Linked DNA regions of Homo sapiens: region 1 is linked to region 2. The links are chromatin loops, found by intact Hi-C in ENCODE. Cell type or tissue: GM12878. All regions are shown on one strand. Each heading gives the region's core, and the rest is flanking DNA. Links, peaks and the distances in the headings are about the cores only.

What was found. Hi-C counts contacts between places; a loop is a spot of excess contacts. Peaks named below come from ENCODE experiments on the same cell type or tissue, not always from the same donor. Only the 100,000 strongest peaks of a DNase experiment are listed, where the experiment ranks them.
Region 1: a loop joins it to region 2, with 3 times the contacts of the local background. A loop is called at or near these places in 6 of 110 quality-filtered maps.

What each region holds. Positions count from the first base shown.
Region 1 is chr3:156,581,151-156,592,565 of GRCh38, reverse strand. No RefSeq gene overlaps it. Among named protein-coding and RNA genes, the nearest start is that of SSR3, 32 kb to the right of the region's middle. In GM12878, for the core only: no CTCF peak of the experiment used is centred there; DNase peaks (open chromatin) are centred at 5,055, 5,178 and 9,595.
Region 2 is chr3:156,658,514-156,669,928 of GRCh38, reverse strand. No RefSeq gene overlaps it. Among named protein-coding and RNA genes, the nearest start is that of TIPARP, 10 kb to the left of the region's middle. RefSeq lists an enhancer at 8,404-8,453. In GM12878, for the core only: no CTCF peak of the experiment used is centred there; a DNase peak (open chromatin) is centred at 4,993; H3K4me3 peaks cover 418 bases; H3K27ac peaks cover 2,769 bases.

The DNA.
Region 1 (11,415 bases), core at 1,601-9,600, 77 kb after region 2:
GGTGGATCACCTGAGGTCAGGAGTTTGACACCAGCCTGGGCAACATGGTGAAACTCTGTCTCTACTAAAAATACAAAATTAGCTAGGCATGGTGCGGGCGCCTGTAATCCCAGCTACTTGGGAGGCTGAGGCAGGGAGAATCTCTTGAACCCGGGAGGCAGAGGTCGCAGTGAGCCAAGATGGAGCCACTGCACTCCAGCCTGGTGACAAAGCAAGGCTCCATTAAAAAAAAAGAGGATAGTCTTAATTTAAAAAAAAAAAAAAGACGTTAGCCTGCTCCTAAAAATGATATTGTGGGTCTTATATCCTAGCTATATTCATATAATATAGCTATATTCTATATTCATATGAAATAAATAATAGACTGTGAAGTTAAAAATGTCCTCCGTATACCCCTAAAAGCATCCTGGGTATCACTGTGACACACACCCTGTCTTTCAAGCAACACTTTCCCAGGGGCTCACTATTTACAAGAAGATTGTTCTAAGTGGTTTAATAAAGCAAAGACTCTCAATAAAATACTGGCAAACAGAATCCAGCAGCACATCAAAAAGTTTATCCACCAAGATCAAGTTGGCTTCATCCCTGGGATGCAAGGCTGGTTCAACATATGCAAATCAATAAACATAATCCATCACACAAACAGAACCAAAGACAAAAATCTCATGATTATCTCAATAGATGCAGAAAAGGCCTTCGACAAAATTCAACAGTGCTTCATGCTAAAAACTCAATAAACTAGGTATTGATGGATCATATCTCAAAATAATAAGAGCTATTTATGACAAACACACAGCCAGTATCATACTGAATGGGCAAAAACTGGAAGCATTCCCTTTGAAAACTGGCACAAGACAGGGATGCCCTCTCTCACCACTCCTATTCAACATAGTGTTGGAAGTTCTGGCCAGGGCAATCAGACAAGAGAAAGAAATAAAGGGTATTCAATTAGGAAATGAGGAAGTCAAATTGTCCCTGTTTGCAGATGACATGATTGTATATTTAGAAAACCCCATTGTCTCAGCCCAAAATCTCCTTAAGCTGATAAGCAACTTCAGCAAAGTCTCAGGGTACAAAATCAATGTGCAAAAATCACAAGCATTCCTATACACCAATAACAGACAAACAGAGAGCCAAATCATGAGTGAACTCCCATTCACAATTGCTACAAGGAGAATAAAATACCTAGGAATCCAACTTACAAGGGATGTGAAGGACTTCTTCAAGGAGAACTACAAACCACTGCTCAACGAAATAAAAGAGGATACAAACAAATGGAAGAACATTCCATGCTCATGGATAGGAAGAATCAATATGGTGAAAATAGCCATACTGCCCAAGGTAATTTATAGATTCAATGCCATCCCCATCAAGCTACCAATGACTTTCTTCACAGAATTGGAAAAAACTACTTTAAAGTTCATATGGAACCAAAAAAGAGCCTGCATTGCCAAGACAATCCTAAGCAAAAGGAACAAAGCTGGAGGCATCACGCTACCTGACTTCAAACTATACTACAAGGCTACAGTAACCAAAACAGCATGGTACTGGTACTAAAACAGAGATATAGACCAATGGAACAGAACAGAGGCCTCAGAAATAACACCACACATCTACAACCATCTGATCTTTGACAAACCTGACAAAAACCAGAAATGGGGAAAGGATTCCCTATTTAATAAATGATGCTGGGAAAACTGGCTAGCCATATGTAGAAAGCTGAAACTGGATCCCTTCCTTACACCTTATACAAAAATTAATTCAAGATGGATTAAAGACTTAAATGTTAAACCTAAAACCATAAAAACCCTAGAAGAAAACCTAGGCAATACCATTCAGGACATAGGCATGCGCAAGGATTCCTGCCTAAAACACCAAAAGCAATGGCAACAAAAGCCAAAATTGACAAATGGGATCTAATTAAACAAAAGAGTTTCTGCACAGCAAAAGAAACTGCCATCAGAATGAGAGAAATTTTTGCAATCTGCCCATCTGACAAAGGGCTAATATCCAGAATCTACAAAGAACTCAAACAAATTTACAAGAAAAAATCAAACAACCCCATCAAAAAGTGGGCAAAGTATATGAACAGACACTTTTCAAAAGAAGACATCTGTGCAGCCAACAGACACATGAAAAAATGCTCATAATCACTGGTCATCAGAGAAATGCAAATCAAAACCACAATGAGATACCATCTCACGCCAGTTAGAATGGCAATCATTAAAGTCAGGAAACAACAGGTGCTGGAGAGGATGTGAAGAAATAGGAACACTTTTACACTGTTGGTGGGACTGTAAACTAGTTCAACTATTGTGGAAGACAGTGTTGCAATTCCTCAGGGATCTAGAACTAGAAATATCATTTGACCCAGCGATCCCATTACTGGGTATATACCCAAAGAATTACAAATCATGCTACTGTAAAGACACGTGCACACATATGTTTATTGCAGCACTATTCACAATGGCAAAGACATGGAACCAACCCAAATGTCCAACAATGATAGACTGGATTAAGGCAATGTGGCACAAATACACCATGGAATACTATGCAGCCATAAAAAAGGATGAGTTCATGTCTTTTGTAGGGACATGGATGAAGCTGGAAACCATCATTCTGAGCAAACTATCGCAAGGACAGAAGACCAAACACCGCATGTTCTCACTTATAGTTGGGAATCGAACAATGAGAACACTTGGACAAAGGGCAGGGAACATCACACACACTGGGGTCTGTTGTGGGTTGGGGGGTTGGGGAGGGATAGTATTAGGAGAAAAACCTAATGTAAATGACAAGTTAATGGGTGCAGCAAGCCAACACAGCACATGTGTACATATGTAACAAACCTGCACGTTGTGCACATGTACCCTAGAACTTAAAATATAATAATAAATAAGTAAATAAATTTAAAAAAAAAAAAAGGAAAGACTCTTTTTCCAATCTGAATAATCATTCCTTGGCTTTTCTTTTTTATCAATTCAAACTAGGGCCATATGATGTGACAGAAAATATTTTATCAGTCTGATAGACCAGAGATATCACTTTTAAGCATGTATCTGGGCCAGATTCCTTCCTCCCTTCTTAACTTCTATCAACATCCACTGAACAACCACTGCATGTCAGCCCTTGTACTTAGCATGGAAGACAGAGTTGAGGAAGACAGTGCCCCTTCCCTAGCATCTTACCATCTGGTTGGTTGTGGTAGTACAGGAAAATGTGACAAAGCTGATGGTAAAGCAACCCTTAGGACATCGTGGAGGCACAGAGCAGGGTACCTGCCCCAGCCAGGGGGTCTAAGCAAGGCTTCCAGCAAGAAGTAAGGCCTTAGCTCAAACCTAAAGGATTGACAAGGGGAAGAGTCAGGGGGGTATGCTCAAAAGGGGATATAGCCTGGGCAAAGCTGCAGACCAAGAACCAGTAAGGCACATCTCCCAGTCTCAGTTTCTTCATTTGTGATAAGAAACAGGAAGGATACTTACCACATTAGGTCATTTAGAGTAAAAACTCCAAGGCTTGTGTTTATATGAGAGAATTACCTCTGCATATTCACATATACAAAGCCAGAAGCAGTGACAAGCAATAGCTATAGTTCCACTCACAGATATATACCCAAGAAAAATAAAAACATAGGTCCACATAAAAATTTGTATACAAGTGTTCATAGCATCGTTATTCACAATAGCCAAAAGTGGAAACAATCAAATGTCCATGAATTGATAAATAAAATGAGGTATACCTACACAATGCAATATTAGTGGGCAATAAAAAGAAATGAAGTATTGATATGTGCTACAGTATGAATTAACTTTGAAATGCTATGTTAGTGAAAGAAGCCAGAAACAAAAGGACCCATACGTGATTTCATTTATATGAAATATCCAGAATAAGCAATCTATATTCTATAGATTCTTATAGATTTATAAATCTATAGAGACACAAAGTAGATTAGTGGTTGCCTATGGCTGGAGGTGGGATGGGAGAGGGAGTGATTATTAATGGGTGCTGGGTTTCTGTTTGGGGTGATAAAATGTTCTAAAGTTGATTGTGGTGAAGATTGTACAATTCTTTCTTTTTTTCTTCCTTTTTTTTTTTTTTCTTTTTTGAGACGGAGTCTCGCTCTGTCACCAGGCTGGAGTGCAGTGGCATGATCTCGGCTCACTGCAACCTCTGCCTCCCGGGTTCAAGCAATTCTCCTGCCTCAGCCTCCTGAGTAGCTGAGATTACAGGCATGTGCCACCACGCCCAGCTAATTTTTTGTGTGTGTTTTTAGTAGAGATGGGGTTTCACCATGTTGGCCAGGATGGTCTCGATCTCTTGACCTTGTGATCCGCCCGCCTCGGCCTCCCAAAGTGCTGGGATTACAGGCGTGAGCCACCGTGCCCGGCCTGATTGTACAATTCTTTCAATATACTAAAACCCATTGAATTGTAGACCATAAATGTTTGAATTGAATGGTATGTGAATTATATCTCAATAAAGCTATTTTTTAAGTGATAGCTAACACTTTCATAGCATAACCTAGGCACAGCTCTAAGTGTTTTATATATGTTAACTTATTAATTCTTACAATATCCAATGATATAGGTACCATGATGGTCCCCAGAAAAGACTGCCTAGGGCCACATGGCCAGTAGATGGTAGGGCTGTGATGCAAATCCATGGGGGCTGGCTTTGGCACACACTCACTTAATTTCCAGCCTACACTGTCCTCGCTTGGGAACCATCAAAAGCTTCAGTTTTAGATTCAGATAAACCTGGGTTCTGATCTCATCCCTGCTATTTATCAGCCAAGTGATCCTGGACAGGCTACTGAACTCAGTTTTCTCATATGTTCAATGGAGATAATAATAGTGCATACCTCACAGGATTGATGTTTAGCACAGGGACTATCTATAGTAAGCTGTTAACAACTATGAGGTCCTTCTTTATGCAGAGTTATCTCTGATTTGAGAACTGAAAATCACTACCTAAAAGCAGCAGGCAGGCTAATACCAGCCAACTTGAAGAGTCAGCTTACTATTTCTGCAAAGACAGAATTTTGTTTTTTGTATGAAAATGGCCTAGTAAACTAGTGGTCTGGCATGCTGCTTTTTACATAACATAACTTAAAGTCTTAAATGAGGAGAAAAATATTTGCACATGCACTAAGCGTTTGAAATGTTGAAGATCTGCTTTTTATGGCATGAAAATAAGCAGAAGTGTGGGATGGAGAAAGAAATGTGTCACTTCCCCAGCACTGGCCTGCAAGGGCAGAGTGACCTTACACAAGAAGAAAAATGCCAGTAATTTCCAAACTAATCTAATTTTAAATTTCTTGATTTTTCATTTCATTATGTAGAGACATATTTATTCTTGGAAGGAAAGAACAAAAAACCCGACATTAGTGATAAAATAAGTCATATAAGTTTTGCTGGCAAACTCATACTGCACAGTGCTACAGAGTTCATTTGCAAGACAGGAAGCAAGTCAAAGTCCATTGCAGTTCTCTGCCCAGAATGTCTCTTTGAGCACAGTTTGTGACTGGAATTTTTTAAATTTTACTTTGGGGTTGGCATAGTTTGCTGCGGTATGATTCAGTCTCTTCTTTCATCTCCTATAATTTTCCTCCTAACATTCAATGGACCCGCTCTGGGGTTTCCACATCATGGGAAACGTACCAGCATTCATTCTGCTGTTTAGGCCACCTTTGATTCCTCCTTTTCTCCCCCATGGCCAGTGGGTAGGTACATTTGCTAGGCTTCCTCCAAAATATATCTTGCATCTTTTCACTTCTCTCTAACCCCTTTGCCACTATTTATCCAAGCCACTTACATCTACTGAAAGGACTACTGCAATAGTTTTTTAAATGTTACCTCTACTTCCACTGTATTTCCCTACAGCCAATTCTCCATGGAGCAACAAGAGGTATCTCTAGAAATATGAATAAGATCAAACTTCTGCCTAAACTATCAGTGGTCTAAATTCAAATATATGATTAGAATATTTAAAAGGTGTTCAACATTATTATCATCAAGGAAAGTAAATTTAAAGCTACAATGAGATATTACAGATTGAGTAGCCCTTATCCAAAATGCTTGGGACCAGAAGTATTTTGAATTTTAGACTTTTTTTTATTTTGGAATCTTTTTATATACATAATAAGGTATTTTGTGATGAGGCCAAGCCTAAACACAATATTCGTTTATGTATTTTTAACAATTTTTTGCATATAACTTATACACATAGCCTGATGATAAATTTTTATAATATTTTAAACAATTTTATGTATGAAACAAAATTTGTGTACATTGAAAGCCAAGGTGTACATCAAAAAGCAAAGGTGTCACTATCTTGGCCACCCATGTGGACAGTCTGTGGTTGCATGGCATCACCAACATTCCTGACTCTGAATTTATATGCTAACAATAAGTAATCATTTTCTAACACTTATTTACACATAATCACTTAACTGTAAAAAATATGACATAATATTAATACAGTGAAAAAATAATGTGGTTTACAGAAACTAAGCAGAACAGCAGCATCAACAGAATACCTGTATTAGCTGTTAAACAACAGCAACAACAAACAATGGCAGGCTTTCAGTCTCTACCGATGATGCTGTGTTCTGTTTAAAAGGTTACTACATACACTTTTTTAAAAGGTGAAAAGAAACATCAGAAGCACTTGAGGGACCAGCAAGTGGGTCCTCTATGGATGAGGAGGCTTTCTGCTGGATGGCTTTTAAAAATATTTCCCCCAGAGTCATCTGCCTCATTAACTATGGTTTTTGTGTTAGAAGTCTGATTTTATACATTGCCATGAATTCTTACTCTGTTAGGAATGCACACTACTCTAGTCCTTCAATAAGCCCATCATAGATTTTTACCATGTCATCTATAGGTGATTTTTCTGCAGTGTTTTCCACTTGTGGTGTTGTGTCAGTGCTCAAAAAGTTTTGGATTTTGGAGCATTTTGGATTTTAAATGTTTGGATTAGGGATGCTCAACCTGTACTATGCACGCACCAAAACAGCTAAAATTTTAAGAATTAAAAAGACTGACAATACCAAATACTGTTGAGGATGTAAAGAAGCTAGAACTTTCATGCACTGCTAGTAAAAAGGAATATATGATACATTTGGAAAATTGTTTGGCTATATCTAATAAAGCTAAATATATGCAATTCTACGCCTGGGTATATACCAGAATAAATGAGTGCCTATGTCCATCAAAAGTTTCAACACTATTTAACTAGCTTTATTTATAATAAACAAACATTGGCAACAACCTAAATGTCTACTAACAGTACAATAGATAAATGATTGTATATTCATACAACAAAATAGAACAAGTAATAGAAAAGAATGAACTACTGGCACATCCCATAACATGGATGAATCTCCCGGATTAAGCAAGTGAACACGTACAAAAGTCTGTACTGTATGATTCTATTTATTTATGTTCAAGAATAGGCAAGACTAATCTGCCTTGACAGAAGGCCAATTATTGGTTACTGGACTTTACCTTTGCTAGGGACTGGGGACGGGGTGGTTAGATTGAGAAGTGGCATGAGGGAATCTTCTGAGGTTTGGAACTGTTCTATATCTTGAACTGGGCTGGATAGTTGTTTCATGAGCTGTGTGTGTGTGTGTGTGTATGTGATTGTGTGGTCAAGTTGTACAATTTTTGTGCACACTATAATTATGAATGTTTTTCTTCAGTTATAAAAAGTCAGTGGCATCCCAATGCACTTACAATTGACTCTATAAATCATATCATGGTCTGGCGACTGCCTTCCTTTTCTCATCTCACACTTTATTCCTCCTTGTTCTTTATGCTTTTGCTGCACAGGCCTGGCCTTCTAATTTTCTCTTACACATGCCACTCCCTAACCATTACCCTCTTTTAATTTCTTCATAACCCCTTCCATCATTTGAAATGATCTTATTTGATTACTTATTTATTTCCTGCTTTCTTGCTCTAGAATGTCAGCCTCATGAGAGTGGAGTCTTTGTCTGTCTTATTCACTCTCTTTTCCCAGCACGCAGAATAAGACACTTGTAAGACTCAGATATTTGTTCCATAAATTGATATGATCTTCAAATATTTGCAAAAAGTAACACTGCTGAGTGTTTACAATATCTCCATATTCTTAACAATATCTCAGATGAAAATGTAGCTATTATGACCATTTTGTAAATATCTTACCTGACAAACTTATTCATTTATTTATATTTATTTAATGTAATAAATGTTTATCAAATGTTCACTACAAGCAAGGTATCGATTTAGCTAGTATTGTCTGGGGTACAATAAAGAAGAATTGAAAATACAGCAGACAGGAGTAGTAATTTCGGACTGTGTCCTAAAGCTAGCCTAGGAGTGGAGGAAGGTCATTCCTTCATGTGAGACTGAGGGGGAAATATGGGTGGGGATATAGATAAATTTATGGTGGAGGAAGTGGAAAATGTTGAGTTCTTACTTGATGGTTTCTATTTCCTCCAAAGTAGGAAGCAGGATCACGTGCTAAAACAGAGAAGGCAGGAGTAGGTTAGAAGGCTTGAGAATCTTCAGTGCTTTCTTGTTCTTGATACATATGGGCACCTCTCCCAAACTGAAGGTTTGCAGGGTGGTGCAGTGGCAAGGCAAGGAGTGAGGGAACTAGGGGTCTTTGTAAGTTGTGGAAGAAATGATATGCAGAATGGGGACTCAAGAATGGGGGTGAAAGGCTATAAAGCCAGGAAGAATTCAGAGAAAGGAAGAGATAAAGAGGCTATTGTAATATCCAGATCAAGATGATGGCATGGTCACACAGAAGGGTGTCTTCTGTGTGATTCTTTTCAAACACAGAGAAAAACATTTTAAACCAAAATCTAGATAATAATTACATGAGCATTTGGGGAAAATGATGAGTCAGGAGGGAAGTCACATTGCTCTGTCTTGTGCAGGAAGAAGCTAGATATATGGATTAACTATTGACTTTATTAAAATATATAAACCTAAGTCTGTTAAAACCACTAAATGATTAGAACTAGAATGTGTAATTTCCAAACCTGTTGAAGAAAAAGAAAAGGAATTAGGATAATCCAAAAGAAGGCAAAAAAGGAGGAAAAAATAACTTCATAAATGGGGAATATAAAATGTCAGAGATAAATTGTCAGATTTAAACTCACCTACTAAAGGATAAGACTTTTAGATAGGCTTTTCAAAAATGCAGGTATATATCTGTTTATAAGTTATGTACCTCAAACAAAATAACACAGAAAAATTACAAATAAAGGCATGAAAAAAGACATACCAGAAAATTAGTGACAACAACAACAACAACAAAAAGCTGGCCTAGCAATACTAGTACTAGATAAAAATGGATATTAAATTAAAAGTATTTCTAGGAAACAAGATCTTATACAGACAATGAAACTACTTACCAAGACAGTAGGACAACCATAAATTGGTTTGCCCTTAACAACAAATTTGTTGTTGTGGAGGTTTGGTGGAAGACTGGGAAATTGGCTCATTCAAAATGACTCAACCTTCTGTTTGTCATGAAAAAGACTACATTTCTCAGTTTCCCTTGCATCTAGATTCTTCACATGACCGAGCTTCTGCCAAGCAGAGATTTGGAAGATGAAAGCAACTACTATGAGCTGGTGGCCACAGGTTCTTCTGGTGGCCGGAAGGGCAGTAGAGGTGCTCAGTTCTCTAGGGACAGTGATTGCAGGAGTTCTCAAATTCTGGTGGAGTATTGAAGTGGCTAAGTGGCAGGCAGTGGCTGGCCATGGGGTTTCTGCATCATTGTGGATGTTTCTCCTGACTGCTCACAGTCCGAGTAATACCCAAGCTTGGCTCCCCAGCTTCCCAGAAATTCTGTAAGCTAACTTGGATCTTGTAATAGTCCTGTTCTGCTTAAACTAGCTGGAGTGTATCACAATATGACATGGTATGAGCTGTGCTAGAGGTAAGCTTCAAGCACTATAAGCACGTGTGGGATTCTAAAACTCTGAGTGGGGGCAAGTATAGAATCCTCATAGGCTTCTTAGAGCAGGTGATAGCTGCAATATGAGCTGAAGTATGAGTTGGAATTAGCGAGGTAGAGGCAGAAAGACTAGGAAGGCTTAGAGAAAGAAGGAACAACATGTGCAAAGGTGGAGCCCAGAAGTTACAGAACTCTAATTAGTTCAGAATATCCCTAACACAGGATGAGAGGTACAGAGTGATGAAAAAGGAGGCTGTAGCAGTGGCAGGGGTAATTCACAGATGGCCATGCATGCCAATTTGTAGAATGCAACTGTTGTTTTTCTTGTCTGCTCAGCACCTTGGCTGCTTCTGCTCTAATCTTCTGCTCCCCTCTTTCCACTCCAATACACACACATTTCCTTTGGGAAACTACTGCTTCTCCACTCCAACAGGTGATTCTGATGAGCCTGTCAATCATGGTACCCTCATCTCTGATGACAGGAAAGGGCTCTTGTTCTAGGTCTGACCACTCCTGGTAGCCATTCCTATGAGTATGGTGATTGGTCTAAGGTGGGGCTGTGTGTCAATTCTGACCTGTCAGAGTCTCCCTGGGGGATTTTTAAAATTTAGGACTGGCTCACAGATTTGTGAATTCTGGTAGCCATTATCTGCCATAATCCTCCCTTAATCTCTAAGGAGAAAGTCTGTCTGTGATGGAAGAGACTTATGTAAAGTAGAAAAAAGTAACAATGAGAAATGGAAGAGGAGATATGAGAGACAGAGAGTTAGTTTTAGCAAGGACAAGTCTCAGAATCTAGGCCCTGACATGGCTACCCTAGTTCCTGTAGCCCTTATGTCATGCTGATCAAAGCCTGACCAACATACCTATTTATAATCAAGTTACTCATAGAATTTGTTTATGCATATTTTAGTAAACATTTCTCCTCCTCTTTTCCCTCTTGTTCATTTTTGGTTATTGTATAATATTCTATTGAATTTAAATATCTTTATCTAACTATTAGGTTATTTCCTGTATGTCAAACATTGTTGGTTTGGATTTGGACAGAAGATGAGGAGAGAGGATGTGGCATAGTGTTTGTGAGCTTCAGCGAATGGCATAGAAAAAGGAATGGAGGGGAGAAAGTACACAGCATGTTTAAGGATTAACAAATAATCCTGTTCGGCTGGAGTTGAAGAATGGTGGGAACAGAAATAGCTGTAAAAATACAGTCTCTGCTGCATAGTGTACTAATGATAGGGTAACTGAACATGAAAAAAGGTGTGCAAATTTGTACTATATTTATTGCTAAAAAAAAAATAAGGAAGTTGTCATGGACAAAATCATGGGGCAGCCACATGGAAACTCCAGCATGCTGTTCTAAGAGCTACAAATTACAAGTGTTGGAAAGAATTACTATAACTATAATAATCTGACTCAGCATTGTGAGGACTTCTTTTCGTTCATTCAGTTGAT
Region 2 (11,415 bases), core at 1,966-9,965:
TTTTTTTTGCAGGGACGGAGTCTTGCTCTGTTGCCCAGGCTGGAGTGCAGTGGCATGATCTCTGCTCACTGCAAGCTCTGCCTCCCGGGGTCACGCCATTCTCCTGCCTCAGCCTCCTGAGTATCTGGGACTACAGGTGCCTGCCACCACACCCAGTGAATTTTTTGTATTTTTTAGTAGAGATGGGGTTTCACCGTGTTAGCCAGGATGGTCTTGATCTCCTGACCCCGTGATCCGCCCACCTCAGCCTCCCAGGGTGCTGGGATTACAGACGTGAGCCACCGCGCCTGGCTACCAAAAATTTTTAAAAAGAAATTTGCCAGGCAGGGTGGCATGCACCTACAGTCCCAGCTACTAGGCAATTGAGGCAGGAGGATCACATGAGCCAAGGAGGTGGCGGTGAGCCATGGCCACATTACTGCAATCTAGCCTGGGCAACAGAGCAAGACCTTGCCTCAATAAATAAATAAATAAATAAGCAGTCTCATTACTGCAATCCAGCCTGGGCAGCAGAGCAAGACCCTGTCTAAATAAATAAGTAAATAAATAAATAAATAAATAAATAAAATGAAACTATTATTCTCTAGGCAACTGAAGTACTGCTGTTTTTAAACCTATAAAATTTATTATTAAAAATACTGTCTTGATGTTGTTATAATGAACCAACTCCTGGAACTTACCCAAAGGAAGATTTCCTATTTCCCTGAGAAGGAGTTCTGCACTCGTGGGATTCTAGAACAAGATAAGATTTGGGTGTAATTTATTTACTTCAAATATGATGTTGGCGAGAGAAGATTAGAAAATGCTCCTAGGGAATATGTCAAGCAACAAGGTAGGGAAGTTAACAAACGTGAATTAATGAATTAAAGGTAACCTCAAAGGTAGGTTGGTTTAGAGCCTGTCATGAACATGCTTTGATAAATGTAAACTTAAAATTCATATTTTCATAAGGTGATGGAACATGCAGCTTGCAGACCATTTCCAAGTTTTAAAAATATCTCTCAGTTATAGTTTCCTCCCTCTTGAAACTCACTTTTTTCTCTGCCTCTGACAAGGCACCAGAGTGCTTCTGTTTAGGAAAGGTGAGGGTTAAAAGGCCTAGTAGAAAATGAAACAGATAAAAGTGTGAATAGGACAAGTTCTAAAATGCTTAAGCAAGATCACAAACTATTCTGATTATCTAAGATTTGCATTTGTAAATTGCCTAATCATCTGCTTGACTGTTTTGTTTTCTCAAGATCCCTAACAGTCAAGTATTCTCTTGAATCCCCTTCAGTTTTGGACCTGTTGAGTAATTCTTACAGCACATACTGAAAGTACTGTCTGATCTAACTGGCTTTAGGTCTGTATGTGATGATTTCCTCAGAGAAATCCCCAGATGTTTTCCTGATCATTCAATCAATTGATTCAACACACATTTATCTAGCGGTAGTTATGCAATGGTGACTAAGACAGTCTCCACTTGTTAGTTTCTTGTAGGGAAGTCTGTGTACTGACCACCCAGAATCACTTGGGAAAGCCTGCTGCAGATGCCCCAGTCCCACCGTAGTCCTCCTGAATCTCAGAGAACAGGTCAGGAGAATCTGCACTTTGCAGAAATTCTCTAGGCACTACTGCTTTAAGAGCTCATAGTCTTTTAAAACACTTGGGGGTGGGGAGGAGGTGGCTTACGGGTGTGGCCAAGTAGGAAAACAAACACACTAGCATGGTAAGTGCCATAATAGAGATTTACATGCAAGGCCAAATACAGTCAGCCCTCAGCATCTGCACACTCCACATCCACAGATTCGTCCAACCATAGATCAAAAATATTTAGGAAAGAAAACAATAAAAAATTAATGCAAATAAAAGTACAATATAATAACTATTTACATAGCATTTTATTAAGTAGTATAGGTAACCTAGAGATTACTTGAAGTAGATAGAAGGATGTGCATAGTATGCAAATACTATGCCATTTTCTATGGGGGACTTGAGCATCCACGGATTTTGGTATCTTGGGGGTTCCTGGAACCATGTCCCTGAGGAACAGTTGCATAGAGATGATGAATTAAGCCTAACTATATTGTCAGAGAAGAGGATTACCATCAGCAGATTTCTTAAAGTAGCTAGAAGTATTATTCTTTAGAATGTTAAGAGACTCAGCTGTTTTTTACTTGGGGTACATCTAAAATCCAATAGAAAAAAAATTTAAAACCTCTACTCAAAAAAACAAGTGAATTCCCAACTAAAAGATCTTGATAATCGTGTGCAGAGATCATGTGAGTTAACAGCACTTCTACTTGTATGAATTTATCCTGAGGAAATAATTAGAGTTTATGTGCATGGGTTTGGTTACAAATCCCTTTCCTACAACAAATAAATTGTGACTGAGTGCTCATTTTAATCCAGCCCCAGACACAGTTCTCTGTGGGAAAGCTTTCTTCTCCCCACTTCTTATACTGTCAAAGACATTCTGGGCCATGAAGAGTTCCCACTTTTGCTATTCAGGCACTGAAAAGCCAACACTCTGTTTTTATAGTAAAGAAGGTTTTTGTTTTTTTTTTTTTGGTTTTTGTTTTTGTTTTCCCCAGCACAGTAATAGAATTTAGGAACTGAATTCATTAATATCCCTTGGCAGCCTCACTGTGCAGTCTCTTGTACACAGCATACGTTTTCATGTTGATGTCCAAATTCAATATGGTGATTTTGGCAGACTGGACATCCTAGCCATTCACTAAAGAGAGATCATTCTGATGCTCACCTGCCTTTCATCTCTGACTCCTCCATTAGGCAGATAGCTCCTGGGTTTTTAAACTGGCCTGCACATGAGAATCACTTGAGCCACTTTAAATAAATATATATAAATAATATATATTGTATAATAAATATATTTATTTATATAACTAATAAATATAGTTATTTATTATATAAATAAATATATATATTTATTATATATAAATAAATATATATATTTATTATATATAAATATATATATTTAAATTTCATGGGCCTTATGCATTGAATAGGGACTGTGTTGTATTTGTCTTCTCCTCTTTGGTTCCCAGTAGAGCACTGGACATACATCAGGTAATCAATGACTTCACTTATTCATTCAACACATACTCTTGAGCATTTGTGTTCTAGGTACTTCTAAGTGCTAGGAATACAGTAGAGAATAAAATAAATGGTCAACTCTTAACATTCTAATAAGAGGAAGACAGGTGGTATCAGGTGGCGATGAAAGCTGTAAAAATAAAATAAGACATGGTAAGGGTAGGACAACCACATACTTTATCAAAAAAGGACACTTTGAGAATAATTATTCACAATTATGTCAATATAGTACAGCTGAAATCAGGACTGTCATGGAAAAACCAAGATGTGTGGTCACTCTACATAAGGTGTTAGAGAGTGCTGTGGAAAAGGAAATGAAGTGTTTTTAAAAAATATGATGTGCTGTTACTAGAAGGCCTCCCCAAAAAGAAAACATTTAAGCAGTAGCCTGAGGAAAACGAAGGCATAAGTCACACAGCTATTAGGGAAAGAGCATTCCAGGTAGATGGAATAGCATGTGTAGGGACAAGCTTGGCATGTTAGAGGGAAATCACAGAAGCCAGTCTGATGGGAGTGGAATGAACAAGAGTACTGTTGATGAGGTCAAAGGGATGACCAGAGGCCAGATTTCATAAAATCTTTTAGGCTTGGCCCATAGTAAGGACTTTGGATTTTACCCTGAGACAGAAATCTATATAATTTACTTTTTAAAAGGATCACTCTGGTGTTGTGTGGAGAGGATGGAAAGAGTGAACACAGGAAGATTAGTTAATAGACCAAGCAAGAGATGATGGTGGCCTGGATCATGATAATGGAGAGAGGTGGTTAGATTCTGGACACATGCTGAGGGTAAAGCTGAGTGGATTTGGTGTATGAGGGAAACTGAAGAGCCAGAAATAAGTCCTCAGTTTTTGGCTTGAGCAACTAGAAGAATGGATCTGTCCTTCACTTAGATGGTGAAGATTGTAGGAAGAACATGTTTTGGGGAACAGGGAGAAACGATAATGTAGTTTTGGACTTGTTAAGATTGACACATATTAGATATTTAAGTGAGAAAGTTAGTAGGATATTGCATAATTAAATCTAAAGTTTAGGGGAGACGCTGGAGCCACTTGCTACCATACCTAAGAAAGTCCCCACTGTCAAACTTACATAGCAAACATGTTCATTCATCCATTTTACATGTAGGTTAATTAGGAGGTCTTAAAAGTGTGTTTTTTAAAAGAGGAGCAGTGGGCCATATTCTGCATTTGCAGAGGAGGGAGATTTATTTTCACAAAGTCTGGGAGTGAAGTGTTGCCCAGTAGTGTGTCCACTCATATCACATTTCTCTAGCAGAAGGAAGCTGTAATCCCTATAAACATGAGCGAATTTAAAGTTCCCATTACCCAATTGTGACCTCATGACCCCATTCTGGGAAGCTGACTAAGAAATGACTTTGAGGCTAAAGAAATCAAACAGTTGATATTTGTATGTTATGTGACTAAAGAAAGAAAAAATAGTCAGGCCAAGCATATGAAAATAAAAAATCGATACAGGCTCATGCAAGCTTCTAGTAATGTAAGCCTAAATTTGGCCTTAAAACAAAAACTTATAGTATCAATTAGCATTCCTATTATTCTTCTTGCCTACAGACTTTAAAGAAGCAGCTGTCATTTATTTTCAAATGCAAAACAGATGGAAATTTATGGTACCAGGGAAATCTATACTAAGCCAAATAAAACACTTGCAGCATTATTTAGTGTATGCATTATTTTTACTTCATCACCTGCCTGAGACTCTTTGGTTTTTATTTTTCACTTTCTGAAGAGTTAGCTAAATTAGACATCAAGGCTCTGAATGGCTTTTTTTCAATTATCAGTGTGTTTACATTGAAACAAAGATAACCTCTTGGTTTGAAAGTTTTGCAAAGTCACCAAAAAACAATGTTACTTTGGTTAAAAATAACTCTCTATTGAAATGAAATAAATGTCAGCATTAGAGAAATGGAAACCAAAACTTTTTATCAGACCTCAAGTTGAAAGGCAGGAAATGTTAGCTGCATTGACAGAACCCTAGGTACAGGGAGTTGGTGAAAATAAATAGTATGGTTACACAGATAAGTGACCCAGAAAAGAACTTGTTGGTTGACATGATTTTTATTTATTCTTCTATTTTGTTGAATGTCTGCTACAAGTAGTTGCTGGGCACGCAAGTAGTGAAAAAAACGGACATGATCTCTGCCTTCGTGTTGCATATGGAAGAAGACGTATTAACTCAAATAACCACTCAAATCAACTTACAACCGTAAACTTTAATAAGTGCTTTGGAAGAAGTCTTTCCTGGTGAAGAAACATTTGGTTGGCTCTGATGATGGAGTAAGCATGAACTAGGTCAAAAGGATATGGGTGGGAGCAGCTAATGGTGGTCAGGGGACAGAATGTTAAGTGCAAAGCCAGAATTGTGAAGTTGTGGCATGCCAAAGAGAGCCACTGTGTCTGCAAAATAGAAAGTGAGAAGGAGAGTGGCTGGAGATTACTTGGGAATGTAGACCTTCAGGCCTCCTAAGTAAGAATTCTGAAGAAAAATGGATGTCATTGAAGTGCTTTAATTAGGAAAATGACATGATTATATTTTAATTTTTAAAAGTAAAGCTGTAATGAGGGGAACTTTCACTTCCAGTAATGAATTAGGCAATTCGGCTAACACTCTTACCAAGTAAAACCACAAAAGTTGGACAAAATATTTTGAAAATTACTCTGAGAGTTAACATGACAACATCTGGGATAATATCTGGGAGAAAGAAACTCGGAGAGGTGAGTAGAGCATTTAGAACCACTTTTCCGAAGAGGAGTCTGAGAAGCTTAATAGAAATTTTAACAGACTAACAAGGATAGGGAGATAAAACTGAAGTTCAAGGAAGGTAAAGGGAAGTGATGTCAGGTTTTGGGTTGGGACCCAAAGGACTACATGAGAGTAAGGGTAACATAGAAATAGGCCAACCCTCCTGGAGGGTTGAACCACCCACTTCATATTCTCTGAGGCCTTCCAACTGGATTGAATTAAGGTGATGTAGGATTGCTACTGGCCTTAATCTCTTACCAGAAGCACCTATAAAAATTCCTTGAAGAAAGATAACATTCTTCTTGGTCTAAAACTATTTTTACAATGATCCAAATGCAATATCTAGCATTCATAAAAAATAACCAAGAAAGCATTCACAAACTGGTGGGACAAGTCAAAGGACAAAGAAAGCAAATTGAAGGTCCTCCTACAGGCCAAAATAGGGCAATTTGAATGATAAAAAGAATAATGATGGTAATTCATTAAAAAATAGTGAATAAAAAGAAAATCCATGAGTCTATAAAAATACTCAAAAAAAGTTGGGGGGCCTGGCATGGTGGCTCATGCCTGTAATCCCAGCACTTTGGGAAGCCAAGGTGGGTGGATCACTTGAGGCTGGGAGTTGAGACCAGCCTGGCCAATATGGTGAAACCCTGTCTCTATTAAAACACAAAAATCAGGTAGGCATAGTGGTGTGCACCTGTAATTCCAGCCACTTGGGAGGCTGAGACAGGAGAATCGCTTGAACCCTGGGGGCAGAGGTTGCAGTGAGCTGAGATCGCAGCCACTGCACTCCTGACTCTTTCTCAAAAACAAAACAAAAAAAAAAGGGAGAGGGAGGGGATACAAAAAAAGAGGGAAAGCTTTTCTTTATAGAAGAATGCTAGCTAATAAATGTGGACAGATTGATAGAATTGGAAAATCACCATTTTGAATCACAAAAGTAATAATAATGGTATACGAGGTAAACTGAAGAGCCAGGGATGGCTCTTCATTGACAATGAAAGGATTATCAATGTATACTAATGCCAATAGGTGAGAGGTTGGAAAATAGTCATAGTTTCCAAGTATCTCCTTATACATTACTCATTAATAACACAAAGAGATAATCTGACAATAGAGAAATCCAACACATATCACATTAACCAAATGATCAAACTTAAAAATGAATACTGATGGTACTAATGAACATTACGAGCCTTCTGATATTAATGAATAAGGGAGGACAAACCATCATCTATGTAGTGTTGTTGCCAAAATATTTAATCTAAACCTAAGCATTAGACAAATCCAAATAGTAAGACATTCTACAGAACTCTTTAAAAACTATCAATGTCATGAGAGGGGAAAAAAAGGCAATGGAACTATTCTAGATGAAAGGAAAGTAAAAGCTATGCCTAAACCTAATATAGATACAGGATATTTTAAAATGCTATAAAGGATGTTATTTAGGCAATTGAATAAATTTGCAGATGTACTGAATATTAGATATATTGTGGTATCAATGTTAAATTTCTTGAGTGTGATAAGAGAGATATTGTGATCATGTAGGAGAATATCATTGTTCTTAAAAGAGATACATGTTGAAATGTGTAGGAAATGAAACATCCTTTTATATGTAGAGGACTTTCAAATGGCTCTGTAATATCTATATCTATACATATGCATGCAGTCTTCACTTTGCAGGACTGTAAAAAGATATGGTAGTACAAGATTATAAAAATGACCATGCAAGCTGAAACTACAAAGTGATCTTAATCAATGGGGAAAATCACAGTTGTTCTGTCACCTTTAAAAATGTTTACCAAAACATTAAGAACACTCTTACGGTCAGTCATAAATGCAGAAAATTGTAAAAAAAAAAAAAAAAAAAACACAAAACTAATTTGTATTTAGTGCACTGTAATTTAAAACATTAGAAATATTGAGGATTAAAGTGTTTTATTTCTTTGTTAAAACTTACCAAAGGCCAGGCATGCTGGCTCACACCTGTAATCCCAGCACTTTGGGAGGCCAAGATGGGCAGTTTGCTTGAGCTCAGGAGTTTGAGACCAACCTGGGCAACCTGATGAAATACTGTGTCTCCAAAAATAATACAAAAATTAGCCAGGCATGGTGGTGTGTGCCTGTAGTCCCAGCTACTCAGGAAACTGAGGTGGGAGTATGGCTTGCACCCAGGAGGCAGAGGTTGCAGTGAGCCATGATCATGCCACTGCATTCCGGCCTGCGTGACAGAGCAAGACCCCATCTCAAAAACAAACAAACAATCAAACAAACAACATCAACAATAAAAAGCTTACCAAGAATAATTTGAACAGTGTTGCTTCTTCTGATTATATAACTTATCTTATGGATGAAGCATCTTTTCTCCACTTTCACAAATCATCATATTCCTTTCTAAGTTTAGATTAGCTTACATTATTTTATCCTTTGCATTTTCAGTGTTGTGAAATGTTTCTAAAGAGATTTTCTAATTGTATCAATCTACCTACTTTTTTGTGAAGTTTTTTGGCAATGTCACTTCCTCTGGGACATCTTCATCCTTTTTTGTCACAGCCACTTTCTTCATTAATGTCAATAATTCCACCTTTACTAAGTTCCCCTGACTGCATACCTAGAGTCTTTCTAATGATCACAGTGTCAATATTGCCATAGCCAACTATCGTTTCTGTAACTCTATGTTTGATCTGAATTTCACATCCAGTGTTACTACTTTTCATGTTTTTCCTTCACTTTCATTTTTCTTGGCCAATTTCCTCTTTCTAATATCTGTTTTGTTTTGTTTTGTTTTGTTTTTTTGAGACAGAGTCTTGCTCTGTAGCCCAGGCTGGAGTGCAGTGGTGCAATCTTGCTCACTGCTACCTCTGCTTCCCAGGTCCCGGTTCAAGCAATTCTCCTGCCTCAGCTTCCTGAGTAGCTGGGATTACAGGCAGGAGCCACCATGCCCAGCTAATTTTATTTTTGTAATTTTAGTAGAGACAGGGTTTCACCATGTTGGCCAGGCTGGTCTTGAACTCCTGACCTCGTGATCCACCTGCCTCGGCCTCCCAAAGTGCTGGGAGTACAGGCATGAGCCACCGTGCCCGGCCTTTAATATCTATTTTTGTAAAATATTTTGTGAGTTTATCACTGGGAGACAAGGAAGTAACACAATTTCACGCCTTGCTGTCTGTGCATGAACTGAAAAACAGATGTGCAGTGATCAATTGCTGACAGATTTTCAAAGCAGTGAATGATTGGTCACTGTCATTGATGATGATGCACATTTGTTAATTACATAATGGTTGGCAGACTGAAGTTCTTGCAGTGAAGTTTGTACTTTGTGTAATTACATTTAGTAGGCATAGTCACCGAAATTTGAATCATGTCATTGGGTAACTGCCTTTGTGTATGTATGTGTATATGCATATATGCATAGTTATGTGTGTGAATCTAGAAAAAGGTTATATAGGTAGCCCATTGTATTATTCTTGCAGCTTTTCTGCCACTTTCAAGTTTATCTTAATAAAAGTTAGGGGTGGGAGGGTGGGAAGGAAGCAGATCATAAGGAGATAAGACAACGCAATAGAAAATCTAAAGAAAGAATAGATAAGCCAGGCGCCCTGGCTCACACCTGTAATCCCAGCACTTTGGGAGGCCGAGGCGGGTGGATCACGAGGTCACGAAATTGAGACCATCCTGGCTAACATGGTGAAACCCCATCTCTACTAAAAATGCAAAAAAAAAAAAAAAAAAAAAAAAATTAGCCGGGCGTGGTGGCGGGCGCCTGTAGTCCCAGCTACTCAGGAGGCTGAGGCAGGAGAATGGCGTGAACCCGGGAGGCGGAGCTTGCAGTGAGCCAAGATCGCGCCACTGCACTCCAGCCTGGGCGACAGAGCGAGACTCCGTCTCAAAAAAAAAAAAAAAAAAGAATAGATAATAAAAACAAACAGGGAATCCAGAGACTAGAAAAGGCTATGGAATCAAACCGCCTGGGTTTGAATCTCATTTTAATTACCAGCCATGTGATCTTAGACAAGTTATGGAATATCTCTGAACTTGTTTCTCTTAAAAATTAGGGCTAAAAGAATATCTACTTCATAGGGTAATATGGATGGTTAAATAACTTTCATATATGAAGTAATTCTAAGTGTACAGATGTGTTAAGATGGGGAGACTTTACTGTCTTTAGATACTAATAAGAATCCAGAAGACAGAGGTTGAAGCTAGGAGAAGAGATAGTGGCGTATGCTTCTTAAGAAGGTGGGAGGGGATGGGATCCAAATAAGAAACAGAGGAGTTGGTCTTGCACTAAGACCCTCTCTATTTTAACAGGAGGGAAAGAGAATAGGATGGGTGAAGGTATAGGTTGGATAGTAACTTTGCTAGGGGGAAGAAGTTATTTAATTTTGTAGTCTCCAAGAAATAAAAGGTGAGGCATTTTCTGAGCATGAACAGCACAATAGGGGATTAGAGGTTGAAGAGAGTGTGGAAGACTTGAGATGGCTCTTGCAGAGACTAAGAGAGCCAGCTGGCCAAATAACTATAACAGCATTGTTGGCAGTGTGGAGGGCCCAGAGTGACTGACCTTAAAATTATAGTTCTTTCAGCCTGCCCTTTTGTGTTTCTTACTTCAGCTGCCAGTGGCTCAGCTGCCTTGGTGCAGGCATGGAGAGTGTGGGCTGTTGAGTTCATCCAGGATTGAGGTTTTTCCAGATGGATGTGAGGAAAAGATAGACAAGAGAATTTATGGTATTGGCAAGGAGGTTACTGAAAGTATGTACCATGAAATCTAACCTGGGAGGGAATTAGTAGTAGAAGAGGGCTAGTGATGAGGGGGAAAATAGGGGGGACCTGTTTTCTTTGGAGAATTGTTGGAGTGCCTTGGGTGTTTCTTTCCTTCTCTCCCAGGCAAAGATAGTGGCATTCCTGTCTCCTTAGCTCAAATAAAAAGGATACTTTATCGAAACCACCTGACGAGGTTTAAATGTGCCTCTGGAGTTTGAAGAGCATTAAGGACTGGTACGAGTAGCTCTGTGCAAATCATCCAGGTTAGAGAAGGTGGGGAGGAAAGGGGAGAAGTGGGCAGGGGCACTGGGAGCAAACTGCACATCCACAAGCAGTGAGGCAAGGGTGGGTGACTGTTTCTCCTGAGCCAGATGTGGGCCTGTGGAGAAGCTTGCCTGGGGCAACCTCATATTCCAAAACTGGCTGGAGGGGGTATGTGACCACAGGGAAGGGAGTGGCCACCAGATAGCCAGGGGCTGAGGAGAGAATTGTAGAGGGCCAGCCTGAGGAGAGACATTGCCTTCACAATGGGAGCATAGTTGGATGTTCCAAGGGGAGTATCTCCCTGAAATTCACAAAAATACCCAGTGAAGTAAAGAGTGAGCAACAGGATTCTGCCATACCGAGAGGCTGCCATAGGTGACTGTGTCTGTGCCTACCAAGTGGGACCTTGATGACCTCTCCTCCCTTTTCCTGATCCAACCCTGAAAGCACAGAGGTAGTTAATTGGGGGTTTAAGAAGGTGGGTGTGGGTGGACAGAGAGCAAGGAGACGGAAGAAGCAGCCGTC